Regions from separate parts of the Homo sapiens genome. Here regions 1, 3 and 4 are each linked to region 2. A link is an interaction called in ENCODE POLR2A ChIA-PET data of the cell type or tissue named here. Cell type or tissue: Caco-2. All regions are shown on one strand. Region 1 overlaps GYS1 (glycogen synthase 1). Region 2 holds the start of NTF4 (neurotrophin 4). Region 3 overlaps PPFIA3 (PPFI scaffold protein A3). Region 4 overlaps KASH5 (KASH domain containing 5).

Region 1 (5,000 bases), 89 kb before region 2:
TAGTAGGAGGGGAAGACTCCAAGGTGACAGCCACGGACAAACTCCTCATAGTCCACAGGGAGCAGGGGGCTTGTGGAGGAGAGGAACTCCGGGTGGAAAATCACCTGGTAGTGAAAAAGAAGGACTCAGCCCAAGTGCCTTATTTAGCTAAGCCCTGAGATCCCAAGGTGGCCCAGAGAGGGTAAAAAGCTTGTCTAGCATCACACAGCATGTGTTTGGCAGGACCAATGTTCAAACCCAGGTCTGCCTGCCTCAGAAGCCAGGGTTCTTTCTAACCACAGCAATACCTTTGATAAAACTTATAGGGGAATGGAGTGTGTGAGGCCCAGGACCCAACCCCTTCCCTCTGCCGTGCCCAACCCAGCCCTGACCAAATGCCCTCACCTTCACCCTGTCGGCACTGCTATTGAAGAGGCCGATTCGGCGGATGGTGGTCAGGATGGGGTCTGAGGAGTCATCCAGCATATTGTGGGTGCACACAGGGGGGAAAGACTGCCGCTGCAGGAGCCACAAGAAGGGTAAGGGGTCATGGAAGGGACAGAGAACTCCCTACTTCCTCATGAGCCATGCGGACCCTGGGGGAGCCAAGGAGACCACAAATGCACCGGACGTGGGGCAACAAACCCAAGTGATCACCAGGAGTTGTGGATTCCCACTAGTACAACCTGTAAAGGTTTTCTTTCTTTTCTTTTAAATTATTATTATTTATTTTTGAGGCGGAGTCTCGCTCTGTCGCCCAGGCTGGAATGCAGTGGCACAATCTCGGCTCACTGCAAGCTCCACCTCCCAGGATCATGCCATTCTCCTGCCTCAGCCTCCCGAGTAGCTGGAACTACAGGCGCCTACCACCACGCCCGGTTAATTTTTTGTATTTTTAGTAGAGACGAGGTTTCACTGTGTTAAATCAGGATGGTCTAGATCTCCTGACCTCGTGATCCACCTGCCTTGGCCTCCCAAAGTGCTGGGATTACAGGCGTGAGCCATTGCGCTCAGCCTAATTTTTTTTTTTTTTTTTTTTAATAGAGATGGGGTTTCACTATGTTGGCCAAGTTGGTCTCGAACTCATGGGCTCAAGCGATGCATCCGTTTTGGCCTCCCGAAGTGCTGGGATTACAGACATGAGCCACCACACCTGGCCTGGAAATGTTTTCCTTCCCTTAACCACCATGAGCTTCAAAGAACTAGAATTCCCAGCTGTCTTTGAGGCAAAGCCGTGTTAGCAACTCCCTTACCTCCAAGGACTATGAGGAGTTGCAGCTACCTTGTTCTGTACTCTGGGCTCTATTATTAAAGAAACCCAAAGGAAATATAACTATCCCCAGTCAATGGGGGTGGAGACTGTGCCAATATGGCAGCAAGCTTTGGAGACTGCTGGGAGTTGTAGTTTCCTTATGAAAATTCACTTCCAACCACCAGGCGTGGTGGCTCACGCCTGTAATCCCAGCACTCTGGGAGGCCGAGGCAGGAGGATGACGAGGTCAGGAGATCGAGACCATCCTGGCTAACACGGTGAAACCCCGTCTCTACTAAAAATACAAAAAATTAGCCAGGCGTGGTGGTGGGTGCCTCAGGAGGCTGGGGCAGGAGAACGGCATGAATCCGGGAGGCGGAGGTTGAAGTGAGCCAAGATCGCGCCACTGCACTCCAGCCTGGGCGACAGAGCGAGACTCCGTCTCAAAAAAAAAAAAAAAAAAAAAAAAGAAGAAAAAAGAAAATTCACCTCCAACCCTAACAAAGGCCCAAAGAAACCACAATTTCCAAGAGTCTCTGGAGCAAGACAGAGCTAGTGTGATAGGAAGTCCTGAGGACTGCTGGGGTGTATAGTTCTTAGCAACTGTTCCATCATAGCTCATTAAAGATTTTACTTACCACCACTCTACTGAGTCTAGGGGCCCGAGAAACTACAACTCCCAGCATCCCGATGGCAGAAACATTCATAATGAGGTGGGCTGCTTTAGGGACTATTGGAAATTATAGGTTAGCCAAAAGCAGTTCACGTTTTGTTTCTACAACTTAGCTGTCTGGGTTTCCATTCCCCAGGAAATGGCTCCCCAATGTAGACCACAAGTACTGAAGTCCCTGGACCCCAGAGAATGAAAGAACTCTAACTCCCAGAAGCCTCTGGACAAGGGAAGCGTCAATGCCCCAGAAAGCCAGCAGGGGCTGCTGGGAGTTGTAGTTTTTTGGGCCCCTAGACTCAATAGAATGACGGTAAGTTCTCATTTTATAAATGCCAATTCTCTCTGAAGTTAGGGATCTAAAGCAGCTACAATTCCCAGGGGTGTCTGGGGACCAACACACAGCCTCTGGAAATAAGAAACCGCAGCTGCTGAGAGTTTGCAATGTTTTCTGGAGAATGCTGGGTGCTTTTGCTCACCTCCTGACTGCGTCCCTAAAGTGGCCCGATAAAACTACCACTCCCAGCAGTTTTAGGGGTAGAGGTGGAGCCGTGTGCAGCAAGGCCCAAGGAGAGCTGAGAGTTGTAATTCTTTTATGGCTGTCTTGACCTTTTCTTTTCTTTCTTTTCCTTCTTTCGTGTGTGTGTGTATGTGTCCGCCTCGCTCTGTTGCCCAGTCTGGAGTGCAGTGGCATAATCATAGCTCACTGCAGCGGCATAATCATAGCTCACTGCAGCCTTGACCTCCTGAGCTCAAGGCATCCTCTGGCCTCAGCCTCCCAGGTAGCTGGGATAACAGGTGTATGCCACTATGCCCAGCTCATTTTTGTATTTTTGGTAGAGACAGGGTTTCATCATGTTGCCCAGGCTGGTCTCAAACTCCTGGGCTCAAGCGATCCTCCCACCTCAGCCTCCCAAAGTGCTGGGAATACTGACAGGTGTGAGCTACCAAGCTGGGCCTTGACTTTCTTTTGGGGGTGGGTGGGGGGCTAGTGTGGGATCTGGCTCTGTCCCCCAGGCTGGTGTACAGTGGCACAGTCATGGCTCACTGCAGCCTCAGCCTCCTGGTCTCAAGTGATCTTCCTGCTTTGGCCTCTCAAAGTGCTGAGATTACAGGCATGAGCCACCACACCTGGCCCTTTATTACATTTCTACACTTCCTTTTAAACTTCCCTTTGGGCTGGGAACAGGGACTCACGCTTGTAAACTCAGCACTTTGGGAGGCTGAGGCAGACAGAACACTTGAGGTCAGGAGCTTGAGACTGGCCTGGCCAACATGGTGAAATCTCGTTTCTACTAAAAATATATAAATTAGCTGGGTGTGGTGGCATGTGCCTGTAATCCCAGGTACTTGGGAGGCCAAGGCAGGAGTATTGCTTGAACCCAGGAGGCAGAGGTTGCAGTGAGCCGAGATCGTGCCACTGCACTCCAGCCTGGGCGACAGAGCGAGACTCCATCTCAAAATAAATAAATAAATATAATAAAAATAAATAAACAAATAAGCTTCCTTTTGCTCATTGACCCCAGAATCCCAGAGAAACCACACGTCCCAGCAACCCTCGTGGCAGAATAAGCCACAGAAAACAGCCCACCCTAAGTGCCTCGCCTCCAGCAACTGAAGTTGCACGAGTCAGCACGTGCCCTTCTGTGGACCTCAGAATAGATCCCTTCATAAAGGGCTGCAGGAGAAAGCAGGACTCCCAGCAATCTCTGGGGTCTGAGCTGGCCTGGCAAGCTGCCTCTGGGGCTGCCAGGAACTGCTATCTCTCTGCACAGAGGTCCAATCCATACCTGCGTTGCAAAGATGGCTCTCTTCATCATAGTGAAGTCTTCCTTATCCAGCATCTTGTTCATGTCGGGAAGGCTCCCACTGCAAGGCAAGCAGGGGCATGCATGTGAGAACGGAGTAATGAGAGGGGTTAGTCAGGGCCTAGGAGGGCACAGGGCTGAGGGTGGGGCACTCACACCAGTAAGGATTCATAAAGCTTCCTCCCGAACTTTTCCTTCACCGTGTTGGCCGTGTCCCTGGAGGAAGCAGAGCAACAGGGTCACATACACACCAGCTGCCATTTACTGTTAGGCTTCTTTAGTTAGTTTGTTTGTTTATTTTGAGACGGAGTTTGGCTCTTGTTGCCCAGGCTGGAATGCAATGGCGTGATCTCGGCTCACTGCAACCTCTGCCTCCCAGGTTCAAGCAATTCTCCTGCCTCAGCCTCCCGAGTAGCTGGGATTACAGGCATGAGCCACCGCGCCCGGCTAATTTTCTATTTTTAGTAGAGACGGGGTTTCTCCATGTTGGTCAGGCTGGTCTCAAACTCCCAACCTCAGGTAATCTGCCCACCTCGGCCTCCCAAAGTACTGGGATTAGAGGCTTGAGCCACTGTGCCCAGCAGTTTATTTATTATTATTATTATTATTATTGACAGAGTTACTCTGTCGTCCAGGCTGGAGCGCAGTGGTGCGATCTTGGCTCACTGCAACCTCTGCCTCTCAGGTTCAAGCAATTCTCCTGCCTCAGCCTCCTGAGTAGCCGGGATTACAGGCACCTGCCACCATGCCCGGCTAATTTTTGTAACTTTAGTAGAGACGGGGTTTCACCACGTTGGCCAGGCTGGTCTCGAACTCCTGACCTCTGGCTGGTAATTGGCCACCTCGGCCTCCCAAAGTGCTGGAATTACAGGCATGAGCTGCCGCGCCCAGCTACCCTTAGGTTTCTAGGATAGCAAGGAAACTGAGGTGTGAGCAGGGAAGCCGTGCCCTGGGGCCTCCAGGCTGGAGGATGGGGACCCAGGGGGCAGGCCCTGGAAGGCTTAGGACCCACGTGCCTGACATCAGCTGTGTGGTCAGGGACAGGTGGCCTTCCCTCTCTGACTGCAGTGACTCATTTTTCAGAGGAGGATGAAAATAGAATCAACCTCAGAGGTTTGCGATGAGGACCCAATGATGTCATGCCAAAAAGTACACATGGCAAGCCTTCCAGAAATGTCAGCTATTATTAGGACTTGTACTTGTCCTGCAGATGGCAATGCTAAGCCCCATTTTATACGAAAAGAAAGTAAGATTCTGAGAAAGGACCACTTAGGCACACAAGTAAAGCTAGCAG
Region 2 (5,000 bases):
TACTATTACTTAACAGTAACAGATGTTGAAATACAGGCTCAGAGAAGTTAATGATTTGTGCCCGGTCACACAGCCAGCAAATGGCAGAGATGGGACTTCACCTCTGGGCAACTGCACTCTGCCGTCCTTCCTGTGCAACTCTGAGGAACCGACAGTCTTGCATCTTGGAGGATGTTCCAAACAATTTTTTTTTTTTGAGACAGAATCTCACTCTGTTGGCCAGGCTGGAGTACAGTGGCACAATCCTGGCTCACTGCAATGTCTGCCTCCTGGGTTCAAGTGATTCTCCTGCCTCAGCCTTCTGAGTAGGTGGGATTACAAGCACCTGCCACTGTGCCCAGCTAATTTTTGTATTTTTAATAGAGATGGGGTTTCACCATGTTGGCCAGACTGGTCTTGAACTCCCAACCTCAAGCAATAGTCGTGTCCTGGCCTCCCAAAGTGCTGGGATTACAAGCATAAGCCACCATGCCTGGTCCCAAACAAAATTTTTTTTTTTTTTTTTTTGAGATGGAATCTCCCTCTGTCGCCCAGGCTGGAGTGCAGTGGCACGATCTTGGCTCACTGCAAGCTCCGCCTCCCAAGTTCATGGCATTCTCCTGCCTCAGCCTCCTGAGTAGCTGGGACTACAGACTCAAGCCACCACGCCTGGCCACATTCCACAATTTAGAGAAAGGTCACAACCTGGAATCCTAGGGAGACCCCAGTTCACCTCAAAACTGCCACTAAGGAGGTAAAACGCTGCCCCTCTGAGGCAGGCTTCAGTTTCCCTGTGTGTGAAATTGACCTGGCGCTGGGAGAGGCTGGTGGAGGCGCGGATTTTGCAGTTTCCCTACAACATTCTGGAAGCCTGTGGTTCTGGGAAAGGGTGGCGTGGAGAAGACTGGGAAACAGTCAGTAGTTACCAGACCTGTCAGCACCTCCTCCGCCTCGGAGCTCTGGGGCTGGGAGTCCCCAGGCTTCGGGGGGCCCCTGTGGAGGACACAGGTGGCCCCCTCCTTCCTGACATCTCAGGAGAGGGAGGGGGCAACCACCTAGGGGAAGAAAAGAATAGACAGGTTATAGAGGCAGGTGGGGAAGGGGCCAAATCCCTGAACAACCCCTTCCCAGAGTTCCTCTTCAAGTGCAGGGTACCCAAGAGTCAAGGCCCCGCCCCCTTTCCAGAGGCCCCTTTTCTACCCAGGTGATGGCTCCTGGCTGGGATGGGAAGCAGATGGAGGGAGGGGAAGGGAGAATAGGGGAAGGGAGAGGCAGTGGATGAAGGAGGCTGGAAGAGATTACATCCCCCTCGGCCCATTCATCTCCCAGATGGGGCGGAACTGGCCTGGACACCCGGGTCCCTGAGGGCCCACACTCAAGAAGCCCTGGTTCCCCAAGCTGCTTCCTGGAATGTTCCCTCCTCACAGGACAGGCCAGGGCCCGCCCAAGACTTCTGCACATACCTGGAGTGGCTGCCTGCCCTGGCTCCTCGGTACAGGAAAGGGGAAGGGTGGAGAGTGAAAGGAGCCCAGGCTGACCCAACCAGGACCGCCTTCTCCCTCAGACCGAGTAGTGCAGACCCCAGGGCCTCCACCTTCAGACCCAGGAGTTCAGATCCCCAGCGCCCTCCTCCCTCAGACCCAGGAGTAGTCCAGGCCCCCAGCGCCCTCCTCTCTCAGACCCAGAAGTCCAGGCCCCCAGCACCCTTCTCCCTCAGACCCAGGAGGAGTCCAGGCCCAGGCCCCCAGCACCCTTCTCCCTCAGACCCTGGAGTCCAGGTCCCCAGCGCCCTCCTCCTTCAGACCCAGGAGTCCATGCCCCCAGCGCCCTTCTCCCTCAGACCCAGGAATCCAGGCCCCCAGTGCCCTCCTCTCTCAGACCCAGGAGTTCTGGAATTCAGGCCCCTCCTTCTCGGATACTAAGAAATGCAGACTCCGGGTTCCTCATCCTCCAGATTTGGGTTGGGGGTTCCGGACTCCGAGACCCCTCAGGGGAAACCGGCTGCATATCTGGGACACTTCCCTCTTGCCTCAGTTTCCTCCGCCAAGCCCCGCCCCGGTCGGCCCCGCCCCCGTCCCTCCCCACCCGAGGGCAGGGCGACCAGGACGCCGGAATCCCGAGGGAGGAGGAGTGGAGATCTTACCTGGGGCGCCCTCTTCGGCTCCCGCGGCTGCCCTCCGCCCGGCAGCAGCTCCTCCTCCTGCTCGCTGGCTGCAGGGACGCTCGCTGGCCCGCCGGGTGCTAGCTGCTCACGCTCCGCAGGGCCCGGGTCGGGGGCGGGGGCGGGGCGGCGCCGGGCGGCAGAGGAGGGGCCGGGGGATCCTGCCTTGCACTCGCGTGCCGGGACCTTGGAAGCCAGGCCTGGCTCGTTCAACGCGGCCGCCTTGGTCACAGGAGTCCCAGTTTCCAGCTGCCTCCTCCTTTGGACCTAGCAGTCCAGGCCCCCAGCCCCTCCTCCCTTCAGACCCAGGAGTCCAGGCATCCGGCCCCTCCTCCCTCAGACCCAGGACTTGCGACCCCAGCCACCTCTCCCCCCAGCCCCAGGCGCCTGAGTACTAAGCCCACAGTTCCCCCCACCACCTCCCAACCCCGCCCCGTCTCAGACTCAGGAGTCCAGCCCCCAGCCTCCTCCTCCATTAGCCCCAGGAGTCTGGGCCTGAGATTCCTTTGCCGTCTTTTGCCAATTGCGTGTCAATCCCGGGGCAGATTCCCACCCTCTGCTCTCCTCCCCACTTCCCAGGAGCTCCACGCCAGACATTAACCAGCTGGGCTTGGGCAGTGATAAGGCCCCAGGCCCGGGGAGACAGTGGATGTGGGGGCTCCCGCATACTCCTCTCCCCTGGAATTTCCTGGCTGGGGACCGGGGAGAAGGTCTTGTCCTGAGCTCAGATAAGAGACGTGCAAGGTATCATAGGACCAGAGATAGACAGATGTGTCTTAAGAACAATCAGCTACCTTGAGAAATGGTGCGCGGTGACATGAAGGGAGAGATAGGGAGAAGACATGGAAAAGTGGGGAGAGACCAAAAGAAAGAGGGGGACCGAGACTAGAGAGAGTGGGGGAGGGCAGGAGCCCAGAGAGAAGACAGAGGCCCAGAGAGCGTGAGGGCAGACCCCCCCACCCCCCCGAGAAGGGGACAGAGCCCCTGAGAGACCCTGAGAAAGACAGGGATGGGACCGGAGCCGGAGTGTCTCAGGACAGTCATGAGGGCAGCGGGGCTCCTCACCCCACCACACCTCTACCCTGAGACTCCGCTCCCCTCCGCCTGCGCTATTTTCAGAAGGAAAACTGACACCTGCCTCGAGGGTCATCCCACACCCCCTCAGCCTAAATATAGCATGGCAAGGTGGCAGGAGGGTGTCCCCGGTTAGGGTGTTTCCTGCTCCTCACCATCCCAGCCAAGGCAACACACAAGGCCGCTCCAGTTATTTATTGGGGGTGGGGGGAAGGGCCACTTCCCAGGCTTTGGGTGTGCATTCAGGTCACCTCTCCGGCTTCTCCACCCTTCCCCTGTTCCTAAACAGCCAATACATCCTGCCGCATAGCAGGAGGACTCTAGCTTCTAGCTTCTAGCTTCTAGTCCTGGAGGGGATAGTAGGGATGAGGTTTCCAAACAGAGTGACTGGGAAACAGTCTCTGTCCCCCTATCTCCAGGTCTCTGTTCCCCTCCCTCTGGATTTCTGTCTCCCTCCAACTCTGGGTCTGTCCTTCTCTCTCTGAGTCTCTGTCCCCCTCTCTCTCTGGGTCTCTGTCCCTCTCTCTCTGGGTCTCTGTCCCCCTCTCTCTCTGGGTCTCTGTCCCCTTCTGTCTGTGGGTCTCTGTCCCTCTCTCTCTGGGTCTCTGTCCCCCTCTCTCTCTGGGTCTCTGTCCCCTTCACTCTCTGGGTCTCTGTCTCTCTCTCTGTCTCTGGATCTCTGTCCCCCCTCTCTCTGGGTCTCTGTTCCCCCCCAGGTCTCTGTCCCCCCTTCTCTCTGGGTCTCTGTCCCCCTCTTTCTAGGTCCCAGTTTTCTTCTCTCTGGATATCTGTCCACCCTCTCTGGGTCCCAGTCTCCTTCTTGCTGAGCCTCTTGCATCCTCTCTCTTGGGGTCACTGTCTGCTTCTCTTTCCCCTCGTGGGGGTCTCTGTTCCCGCTCCCGGCCATCTGCCCTCTTCCCCCTTGCCCTTGGATTTCTCTCTTTTGCTCTGTGCCTCTCCTCCCTCCTGGCCTCAGTTCCTGTCTGTGTCTCCTCTTTAGGTCTCTGTGCTGGAGTCCAACCTGTCTCTTGTCACTGTGAGGTCCGTCTCCATTCTGTCCCTAAATCTGGCTTTCTCTCCATTTCAGAGAGAAGTGACTACCTAAAGCTTCTATTAATTTCAACCATTATCAAACTCCTCTCACCATCTGTACCTTCTCTTTAGCTGTATGAAAAGGTGCTCAGATGAAACCAGGGGTTTCCACACTGAATTCCTGAGCTGCATTTTGAGTTGCCAAGAGGAGGCGTGTTCTCCTCCAACCAGTTCCCTTCCCATGCTTCCCACTGGTGTCTCTAAGGAAGATTTATTTGACCCAAAAAAGGGGTGGGTATGGCTAAAAATAACAACAACAGTCTGTAAACCACTGGATAGGTTTTAATAAATTAACCCAAGTAAAGTACTTTGATACCAAAGGAAGCCCTATATGTGTTAGTGATTTCAGCCTTCTTCCTCTAAATGCCCTTTGAGTTCTGAAAGATTTCTGAAAATGTTCGGCCTTGTGACCTTGGGTAACACCTGCTGCTCTGAGCCTCAGTTTCCCCGTCTGTAAGAAATGAGGCTACGGGACTCAGGAGGACCCGTGTGTCCCAGCAGGCTGATGGGGACATGTGAAGCAGACAGACAGCCTGCCTGGCCCCTGGGGACAAGCTGTGAGACCTTGGGAAGCCACTCCCCTGCTCTGAGACTCAGGTTTCTCCCCTGGAAAACAGAGTGAGGCCCCCAGCCTGTCTGACAGCCTTCCTGAGCTGCAGGGAGGGTAGGTGACAGGCCTGGTTCAGGATTGTTC
Region 3 (5,000 bases), 63 kb after region 2:
TGTTGGCCAGGCTGGGCTCAATCTCTTGACCTCGTGATCCAACAGCCTCAGCCTCCCAAAGTGCTGGGATTACATGAGTGGGCCACCTTGCCCGGCCGTTACTGTGTTTTTTTTTTGAAATGGAATCTCACACTGTTGCCCAGGCTGGAGTTCAGTGGTGCTATCTCGGCTCACTCTAACCTCCACCTCCCGGGTTCAAGCGATTCTTGTGCCTCAGCCTCCCCAGTGGCTGGGACTACAGGTGCATGCCACCATGCCCGGCTAATTTTTTTTGTATTTTTAGTAGAGACGGGGGTCACCATGTTGCACAGCCTGGTCTTGAACTCCTGACCTCAAGTGATCTGCCCATCTCGGCCTCCCAAAGTGCTGGGATTACAGGCATGAGCCACTGCGCCCAGTCCTGGCCTTGCTTTTTTTTTTTTTTTTTTTTCTTTTCCCGAATGGAGTAGGTCTTTAGATTCTTAGGGAGCCGGGGTCCAGATTTCTGGGAAATTGAAGGAGGCAGGAGTTGGGCTGGCTAGTAGGTGAGACCAACCCTGTGACATTATACAGGTAACCACATCCTAGTGACCTAATCCTGGGTCCCTTGGCCCTGTGGCCTTCTTAAGGCATGGTTCTGGTCTGGGCCTCAGTTTTCCTACCCATGCAGTGGGTTGAGGGGGATTCTCAGTAGAGCCAGAATAGGTAGACACTGATTTTCTCCACATTCACTCATACGATACCAGGGTCGGCCAGCTTTGGTTCCTTTGAGTGGGCTAGGCTTAGGTTTGCTGCCACTGTCTGTTGGAGTCTGACCTCAGTTTTCCCAAATCCTCTCACCCAGGTAGCCAGGACTGTTTTCCTAAGAGCAATGGCACAGGCACAGTGGCATACTTTGGGATGCTGAGGCAGGAGGATCCCTTGAGTCCAGGAGTGAGACCTCATCTCCACAAAAAAAAAAAAAAAAAAAAAGGTCAGGCGCGGTGGCTCACGTCTGTAATCCCAGCACTTTGGGAGGCCGAGGCGGGCAGATCACGAGGTCAGGAGTTCGAGACCAGCCTGGCCAACATGGTGAAACCTTGTCTCTACTAAAAATACAAAAATTAGCTGGGCATGGTGGCGGGTTCCTGTAATCCCAGCTACTCGGGAGGCTGAGGGAGGAGAATTGCTTGAACCGGGACCCGGGAGGTGGAGGCTGCAGTGAGCCGAGATCGCATCACTGCACTCCAGCCTGGGTGACAGATCACTCCAGCTAAAAAAAAAAAAAAAAAAAAAAAAGAAAGTAGGGAAAGGAAAAGAAAAGAAAAGAAAAGAAAAAAATTAGCCAGGTATGCTGGTGTGTGCCTGTAGTCGCAGCTACTCAGGAGGCTGAGTTGGGAGGACTGCTCGAGTCTGGGTCGTTCAGGCTGCAGTGGGCCGTGATCGCGCCACTGAACTCCAGCCTGGGTGACAGAGTGAGACCCTGTTAAAAAAAAATAATAATAATAATAGGCCTCAGTTTCCCCTGGCAGCACCTGGTGGCCAATCTTTGGTTTCCCCGGTGGAGTGACAGGGTGGCGGTGCCTGTTTCCCTGTGTCATGATCACAGTGCCTGGGCCTCAGTTTCTTCTGTGCAGTGCTTGGTTTGCCCCCAACTATTTCCCCTACGTGGTATCCGAGTGGCTGTGCCTCAGTTTCTCTGTTGTGCCTTGACAAGGCCGGTCTGTTCCTTGCCCTCCCCGCCCCGCAGGCCCGCACCGCCGCCATGATGTGCGAGGTGATGCCCACCATCAGCGAGGATGGCCGGCGGGGCTCGGCGCTGGGCCCGGACGAGGCGGGCGGGGAGCTGGAGCGCCTCATGGTCACGATGCTCACGGAGCGCGAGCGCCTGCTGGAGACGCTGCGCGAGGCACAGGACGGGTTGGCTACAGCGCAGCTGCGGCTGCGCGAGCTCGGCCACGAGAAGGACTCGCTGCAGCGCCAGCTCAGCATCGCGCTGCCCCAGGTCTGGGCGGGACAGGGGCGGGGCATGAGGGGGCGGGGCCTCGGGGGGAAGAAGGCGGTCCGGAAGGGGCCGGGCTTGGCGCCTGGAAGGGAGGAGTCTGGGCGAGGCTTGCCGTTAATGGGCGGGGCCTGAGTGGCAAGGGACAGCGGGACTTAGCAGGGAGGGCGGGACCTTCAAACTTCCAGTCCCAGTGAATGAAGGAGACAGGGAAAGGATTGAGCCGAATGTCCAGATCCTGCCAATGTCTGGACAGGAGTTTGCAGCTCTGACGAAGGAGCTGAACTTATGTCGGGAGCAGCTGCTGGAGAGGGAGGAAGAGATTGCAGAGCTGAAGGCGGAACGGAACAACACGCGGGTGAGGGGTGTTGAGGGCGGGGCCTAAGTGGGGGCGGGGCCTCGTGGTGTTGAAGTGGGGGGCGGGGCCTCTCAGTGTTGCAGCGTGACCTATTTTTTTCCCCCATCTCGCCTTTCTGTCTTCTCCTCTTCCCTGCTCCCACTTCCTGGCTGGTCTCCCACTCTGGTGCCACTCCTTCCTCCCTGTCTCCATAACTTTTCTCTTTTCTGTACCACCGGTTCCTTGACCCCGACCTCCTCTCTTTTCCTGACCTGTCTCGGTGCTCCTTTATATGGCTCCATCTTTTCCTCCATGTGTCCGCCCTACCTGTCACCCTTTTTCTCACATCTGCCCCTTTTCCCTTGCCTCTTTTCCTTGACCCCATGCCGTGTGCTTGCAGCTGCTCCTGGAACACCTGGAGTGCCTGGTGTCCAGGCACGAGAGGTCACTGCGCATGACCGTGGTGAAGCGCCAGGCCCAGTCCCCGGGTGGGGTCTCCTCGGAGGTAGAAGTGCTCAAAGCTCTAAAGTCTCTCTTCGAGCACCACAAGGCCCTGGATGAGAAGGTATGAGAATTAGAAGAGCAGGGGTGGAGAATGGAAACCTATAGTTGACTGGGGCTGTTCTGAGTGGGAGAGATTCTGGCCGTGATTGGTTGGGGATGTTCTGAGTTGGAAGAATGTTGACTGTGATTGATTGGGACAGGATACATAGACTGGGACCTGACTGGTTGATAGCAGAAAAATAAACCAGGATGGGGGCTAACAGTGGATGGGGCAGATTGGATAGCTGGTTGCGGCTGCATACCCGTTATGGAGACAGGAGCCCCAACGCTGCCCTATCGGATCCGTCCCAGGGGTGTTCTGGACCAGGGGCAACTGTCCTAAACTGGATCTTGTCTCCAGCTGACTGTTGCCCTGCCCCGATCCCCAGGTCCGGGAGCGGCTGCGGATGGCGCTGGAGCGCGTGGCAGTGCTCGAGGAGGAGCTGGAACTGAGCAATCAGGAGGTGTGGGTGTGGCCAAGACAGGGAATTTGAATCCAAGGGGAGGGGCTAAGGGGCTGCCCACGGGGCGGAGCCGGTTGGGTGGGTTCCAGAGAGAATCTATTGGGGCAGGACTAGGGCAGACAAGCTATGGGGTTGGACTATGGAGAGAAACCAGTGGGGTTCCTAAGTGGGCACGCATTGCGCAGGGCTACGGGGAGAATCTCCCAGTGAGAGTGAGATTAAGGGTAGAACCAGGGGCTGGGGCTCAGGCTGGGACTAAGGAGGAAGTGATTGAATGGGGAAAAGCGGGGCTAAAGCGGAAACTTTGTCCAGGAGGCTAAGGGGAAGAGTAAGGGTAGACGCCCTCCGTGGTGGCAGCTAAGGAGGGATATAAGGAGGGAGGGAGCCTAAGGGTAAACCGTGGGGTAGGCATGGCCCCAGCACGACCGGAGGCATCTCATATGGGGCCGCCTATCCCCTTAGAGGGCCAATGCCAGTGAGAACTAGAGCTGGGGGTTCAGGGAGCCCCTGTGCTCTGATTCCCCTTTCACACTTCCAGACTCTGAACCTTCGAGAACAGCTGTCTAGGCGGCGGTCAGGGCTGGAAGAGCCGGGCAAGGATGGGGATGGGCAGGTGAGACATGGAAGTCCCCTCTCCGTGAGCTCCATTCAACTCCCTGACTTTGTGATAGTGTTTGTAACGTTTGGTATCATCCTCACTGGCCCTAAGACGGCTGCACCTGTAAGAGTGTCACAGAGCTTGGACCTCTGATTCAGGTCACCTAGCGAACTTCTGTGACCTCCTTCACTGACCCCCGTGGACTCTGACCAGCATGATCCTTATTGATCTTTGATCTACTTTCAGCTGATTGACTTTCTCCTTGGATTTCCTCTGTGTCTCCGGAGACACTCTGGGATCTTGTCCCCTCCTTCCCTCACTCCAGACTCTTGCCAATGGCCTGGGTCCTGGCGGGGATTCCAACCGGCGCACAGCAGAGCTGGAGGAGGCCCTGGAGCGGCAGCGCGCCGAGGTGTGCCAGCTGCGGGAGCGCCTGGCGGTGCTGTGCCGTCAGATGAGCCAGCTGGAGGAGGAGTTGGGCACCGCGCACCGTGAGCTGGGCAAGGCAGAGGAAGCCAACTCCAAGCTGCAGCGCGACCTCAAGGAGGTGAGGCCCCCAGGGAGGCGGGCTGCCCTGGGTCCCTCGCCTTTCCGTAGAGCTCTCCCTCGCGCATTGCTCATGAATGGCGGAACCTCGATTCAGTCCACAGGCTGGGTGACTCCTCTTTGAGATTCAGTTTTCCCACCTGTGAAAGGAAATGTATGATTCTCATCAGAGGGTGAGCCTGTGGCGCAGAGTAGGCGCTCCATAACTGCTCGTAATTACTTTGTTACCTAACTTTGGGTTCTTCTCTGGTGCCTCTAAATGGATTTTTTTTTTCTTTTGTGAGGCAGAGTCTGGCTGTGTCGCCCAGGCTGGAGTGCAGTGGCGTGATCTTGGCTTACTGCCACCTCTGCCTCCCGGGTTCAAGAGATTCTCCTGCCTCAGCCTCCCAAGTAGCTAGAACTACAGGCACCTGCCACCATGCACCGCTAATTTTTTTTTTTTTTTTTGTATTTTTAGTAGAGATGGGGTTTCACTATGTTGGCCAGGCTAGTCTTGAACTCTTGATCCGCCCACCTCGGCCTCCCAAAGTGTTGGGATTACAGTAGTGAGCC
Region 4 (5,000 bases), 330 kb after region 2:
TCAGGGAAATGAATGAGGGACGGGGCTTTGCTGAAAGTTCAGGGAGAGCAGAGGAGTCTCTCTCCTGTTTATCTTTCCCCAAAAGAGCCACATCTCCCCACCACCAGCACCTACCTCGACCCGGGGAAATGAGTCAGGGGCTGTGGACAGTGACCTGAACCCCTTCCTTGCCCCTAGACAAGCCACAGCTGACCTGCTGAGCAGCCTGGAGGACCTGGAGCTCAGCAACCGACGTCTGGTTGGGGAGAATGCCAAATTGCAGCGGAGCATGGAGACAGCTGAGGAGGGGTCAGCACGCCTTGGGGAGGAGATCTTGGCTCTGCGTAAGCAGCTTCACAGGTGGGCTGGATGCCACACCCACCCTCCCCAGCGCCCCTGCCTCCGTCCTCCCTGCAGCAGCCGGCCTCTATCTCCCATGCTCGTGTCTGCATCCTGCTCTTTGACTCTGTACCTGTCCTTTCTTTTCCCTTTTCTGTTTTTATCTTTTGTGTCTCTCTGATTCTTATCTCTCAGCCTCTGTTTTGGTCTTTTTATCTTTCCCTTGAGGGTTCAGACTTCTCTCTCTCTCTTTTTTTTTTTTTTGAGACAGGTTCTCACTCTGTCACCCAGGCTGGAGTGCAGTGGGGGTGATCACAGCTCACTGTACCCTCCGCCTCTGGGCTCTAGCGAGCCTCCCACCTCAGCTTCCCAAGTAGCTGGGACCACAGGCCCACCACCCTGCTTGGCTAATTTTGTTTTATTTTTTATAGAAATGAGTTCTCACTGTGTTGCCCATGCTGGTCTCAAACTCCTGGGCTCAAGCCATCCTCCCGCCTTATCCTCCCAAAGTGCTGGGAGTACAGGCCTGAGCCACTGCACCCAGCCTAGATTTCTCTCTTTATTCTTTAACTCTCTGATTCTTCATGTCACTCGCCCTTTCATCTCTCTGTGCTTTGTCATTCTTCATGTTTATCGTGGTCTCCCTGTTCTAGTCCCCCACTCTCTCTAGGTCTCTTTCCCACTTCCTCAGTCTTTTAGGTTAAAACTGGGTCTCTGTGCCCACACCAGGTCTCCTTCTCCTCTTTTCTCTCTGGGTCTCTGTCCTCCCCTCTCTCTGGGTCTCTGTCCCTGCCTACCACCTGGGATCTCTCTGTTGCTAGTGTCTCTCAGAATGGATCTGTCTCTGTGCTTCTCTGCCTTCCTCCCTCTCGTATGGCTCATCTGCCCCCACCCGCATTCAGCACCCAGCAGGCCCTGCAGTTTGCCAAGGCCATGGATGAGGAGCTGGAGGACCTGAAGACTCTGGCCAGGAGCCTGGAGGAACAGAATCGCAGCCTTCTGGCCCAAGCCCGGCAGGCGGTGGGTCTGGCCCAGGGGAAGGAAGGTGCCCTCTCTCTTCTTTGTTTCCTGGAGTCAGGGCGGCAGAGTGTGACTATGGAGTAGGAAGGGGCAGAGGTCACCTGGCTTTCTCCCTCTCTCCAGGCCCTGCTCACCCTAGACTTTTTCAAGCTTACCTGCCATCCTTCTCATGACAAAGGAGACAGCAGGAGCCATCAGGGCTTCCCAGACCCATTCCCCCAGGCCCTGGTTGTGTTTTCAGGGGTGGGAGAAGGGCAACATGGGGGCAAGGAGGCTAGAAATGAAACCTTTGTCCTCTCTCTGGGGTTGGTCAGGAAAAGGAGCAGCAGCATCTGGTGGCTGAGATGGAGACTCTGCAGGAGGAGGTGAGCGGAGGCCCAGCACCACCCCCACCCCTTCCCCAGTCCTTAAGGTCTTCTTGACACCACTCCCTTCTGCCCCCAACACCCCAGCAGCCTGTCTTGGGGAGACCTCAGAATGTCAGTAGTGTGGGAATGTCCCTGAGGTTATATCACACTGTGAGAACAGCCGTGGTTTACAAGAGTGTGAGGCATGGGGTCAGCCTACATGGCTTCAGGCTGAGGCCACCTACATAAGAGTGGACCAGTGCCTCCCTTCTCTGTGCCTCAGTTGCCTCACCTATAAAGATGAACAAAACAATGGCATCTGCCTCAGTGGTTTGTGTGAGACTTCAACCGAAGGATACTTGCAAAGTCTTGGGCACAAGGTAGGACACATAGGATGTGCTCACTAAAAGTTATCTAGCATTGTTTCTATATTAGTATTTTTTACAGTGAATAAAACAGCCAGGCACAGTGGCTCATGCCTGGAATCCCAGCACTTCGGGAGGCCTAGCTGGGTGGACCCCTTTAGCCTAGGAGTTCGAGACCATCCCGGGCAACATGGCAAAACCTTGCCTCTACAAAAAATAGAAAAATAAGCCAGGCATGGTAGTGTGCACCTGTAGTCCAGCCACTCAGGAGGCTGAGGTGGAAAGACTGCACGAGCCCGGGAGACAGAGGTTGCAGTGAGCCAAGATTGCATCATGGCATTCCAGCCTGGATGACAGAGCGAGAGCCTCTCAAAAAAAAAAAAAAAAAAAAAATTGGATTTGAAGTCAACCTTGAGTTCAAATCCCATCTCCGCCACTTACACAATAGGCAACCTTTAAGCATGTGACTTCTCCTTCTCAAGCCTTTACTTTTAGTTTCTTTTTTTTTTTTTTCTTTTTTTTTTTTTTGAGACAGAGTTTCATTCTTGTTGCCCAGGCTGGAGTGGAATGGCGCGATCTTACCTCATGGCAACCACCGTCTCCCGGTTCAAGTGATTCTTCTGCCTCAGCCTCCCAAGTAGCTGGGATTACAGGCATGTGCCACCACACCTGGCTAATTTTGTTTTTTTGTTGGTTGGTTGGTTTGTTTGTTTTAGTAGAGACGGGGTTTTTCCATGTTGGTCAGGCTGGTCTCAAACTCCCGACCTCAGGTGATCTGCCCACCTCAGCCTCCCAAAATGCTGGGATTACAGACATGAGCCACCACACCTGACCTACTTTTATTTTCAAAGAACTGGAAGAAGGGTATCTGTTCAGTAGGCTTGTTTTGAGGATTGACAGCATTTCACTGAGGGACTAGCAAACAATATGAAGAGACTGAGTTCAGCTTCACATTTAATTCAAGCCCCGTTCCATCCAAGACAGAAAAACATCATCTTAGTTCATTCTGGGCCCACCTAATTTTTTTTAGATTGAAACAAACTCATCAATTGACAATGAAACCTGTCACCACCCCCGACCTCAAGGTGGTATCTAAGTTGCAGGAGACTGATGCAGGAGCCTAGTGCTCTAGGAGGCTGCTGATCCTCACTCAATGTTTCTCCTCTCTGCTGTTCATGAGATTGATGGGTTTTGTCCAAGCGTTTGTCACCACTGTGTGCTGGCATCTACTGTGAGGCCCGCATTGCCTTTGGATCTCTGGACATACCATCTTCTTCATCTTCTGGTGGTGATCCCTTATCTGGGCTGGGACTCTTACTCCACCACTTCCACACCCTTCCAGAGCCAGGGAGGTGATTTGGCTACTTTCCTGTGAAAGGGAAGAGGCTGGGGTCACTGCCCAAAGCCCCTGCCTCATTTCCCCAGGCCAGGGTGGGTGCTCATGGTGGGGAGATGTGGCTTCTCTGGGGAAAGAGAAACAGGAGAGAGATTCCTCTGTTCTCCCTGAGCTGTTAGCAAAGTCCCTGTCCGTCACTCATTTCCCTGAAGGATCCCAAACCCCACCCAGGCCTTGACAGACTGGAGGACACAGGGCTGGGGTGGGCAGAGGTCTGGAGAGGACCCACCAGTGAGGCCTCTTTGCTTTCACAAGAAAGTAGCATCTCTATTATTCTCACACCGTGATGATTCTGAGAGTGCTCTGGGAAGTACACGCAAGGCCTCTCAGATCACAAGACTTCCAGGGCTCTGCGGTTCTCCATCCATACCCTCCACCCCTCATAGCTAGCCCTGGGTTAGGGGAAAACTCTGGGCTCATTTTCAGCCTATTCTCTTCTCTGTCTGTCCTGCATTCCTCCCCCAGCTCTAAGGATCTCTGCCTAGTCCAGACAGATCATGTATTCCCAAAAAATATCTTTGTCCTACATGTGCAGTGTTTTTTACACTGAAATCCAAAATCTTTCTGCTATTTTCTGGCTCTTCCATGAAAACTCACCCCCTTGGGGCAATGGGAATCTCACAGCAGGATGGCTGTACCATGTGAGACATGGAATGCAGCAGGATGTGACAGTTTCTTTCAGAACATCCCTTTTTAAGAATGAAAAAGTTGCCAGGCGCAGTGGCTCACGCCTGTAATCCCAGCACTTTGGGAGGCCGAGGTGGGTGGATCACCTGAGATCAGGAGTTCGAGACCAGCCTGGCCAACACGGTGAAGCCCCATCTCTACTAAAAATAAAAAAATCAGCCGGGTGTGGTGGCACACACCTGTAATCCCAGCTACTCGGGAGGCTGAGGCAGGAGAATCGCTTGAACCCAGGAGGCAGAGGTTGCAGTGAGCCAAGATGGTACCAGTGTACTCCAGTCTGGGCGACAGAGCAAGACTCAGTCTCAAAAAAAAAAGGAAAAGAAAAACTTTCCGGCTGGGCATGGTGGCTCACACCTGTAATCCCAACACTTTGGGAGGCCAAAGCAAGATTGCCTAGGCCAGGAGTTCGAGACCAACCTAGGCAACATAGTGAGAGCCCGTCTCTATAAAACAAAAAAAAACAAAAAAAGTAAATAAAAGAATGAAAGGCCAGGCACAGTGGCTCACGCTTGTAATCCCAGCATCTTGGGAGGCCGAGATGGGTGGATCATTTGAGGTCAGGAGTTCGAAACCAGCCTGACCAACATGGTGAAACCCCACCTCTACTAAAAATATAAAAATTAGCCAGGCGTGGTGGCAGGCGTCTGTAATCCCAGCTACTTGAGAGGCTGAGGCAGGAGAATCACTTGAACCCAGGAGGCAGAGGTTGCAGCGAGCTGAGATTGTGCCACCGCATTCTAGCCTGGGTGACAGAGCGAGACTCTGTCTCAAAAAAAATTTTTAAAAATGAAAAACTTTCCCTGAAGCCCCCTGGCAGAACTTCCTGCCTTACAGTTCATTGCCATTCAGCCATTATAACCAGACTAC

Evidence for each region. Peaks named below come from ENCODE experiments on the same cell type or tissue, not always from the same donor. Only the 100,000 strongest peaks of a DNase experiment are listed, where the experiment ranks them.
Region 1: POLR2A ChIA-PET joins it to region 2 with 5 read pairs; 4 of 35 experiments call an interaction of 5 or more read pairs at or near these places.
Region 3: POLR2A ChIA-PET joins it to region 2 with 5 read pairs; 7 of 35 experiments call an interaction of 5 or more read pairs at or near these places.
Region 4: POLR2A ChIA-PET joins it to region 2 with 8 read pairs; 2 of 35 experiments call an interaction of 5 or more read pairs at or near these places.

What each region holds. Positions count from the first base shown.
Region 1 is chr19:48,974,236-48,979,235 of GRCh38, forward strand. GYS1 (glycogen synthase 1) reads right to left here. Exons shown (of 16, transcript NM_002103.5): 9 at 3,863-3,922; 10 at 3,689-3,767; 11 at 385-498; 12 at 1-104. Among named protein-coding and RNA genes, the nearest start is that of FTL, 11 kb to the left of the region's middle. RefSeq lists enhancers at 2,037-2,331, 4,727-4,966. In Caco-2, CTCF peaks have their summits at 2,137 (motif pointing right) and 2,338; a DNase peak (open chromatin) is centred at 2,136.
Region 2 is chr19:49,062,829-49,067,828 of GRCh38, forward strand. It overlaps NTF4 (neurotrophin 4), which reads right to left and starts at 1,990. Exons shown (of 2, transcript NM_006179.5): 1 at 911-1,990. KCNA7 (potassium voltage-gated channel subfamily A member 7) reads right to left here. Exons shown (of 2, transcript NM_031886.3): 2 at 4,569-5,000. In Caco-2, no CTCF peak of the experiment used is centred here; DNase peaks (open chromatin) are centred at 1,413 and 2,283; H3K4me3 peaks cover 1,612 bases.
Region 3 is chr19:49,126,151-49,131,150 of GRCh38, forward strand. It overlaps PPFIA3 (PPFI scaffold protein A3), which reads left to right. Exons shown (of 30, transcript NM_003660.4): 2 at 1,709-1,963; 3 at 2,217-2,318; 4 at 2,698-2,862; 5 at 3,230-3,304; 6 at 3,843-3,917; 7 at 4,228-4,449. The coding sequence starts at 1,724. Among named protein-coding and RNA genes, the nearest start is that of PPFIA3, 9.1 kb to the left of the region's middle. RefSeq lists a silencer at 1,723-2,122. In Caco-2, no CTCF peak of the experiment used is centred here; DNase peaks (open chromatin) are centred at 2,011 and 3,318; H3K4me3 peaks cover 1,048 bases.
Region 4 is chr19:49,397,805-49,402,804 of GRCh38, forward strand. It overlaps KASH5 (KASH domain containing 5), which reads left to right. Exons shown (of 20, transcript NM_144688.5): 7 at 178-339; 8 at 1,221-1,338; 9 at 1,653-1,703. Among named protein-coding and RNA genes, the nearest start is that of KASH5, 12 kb to the left of the region's middle. In Caco-2, no CTCF peak of the experiment used is centred here; a DNase peak (open chromatin) is centred at 2,348.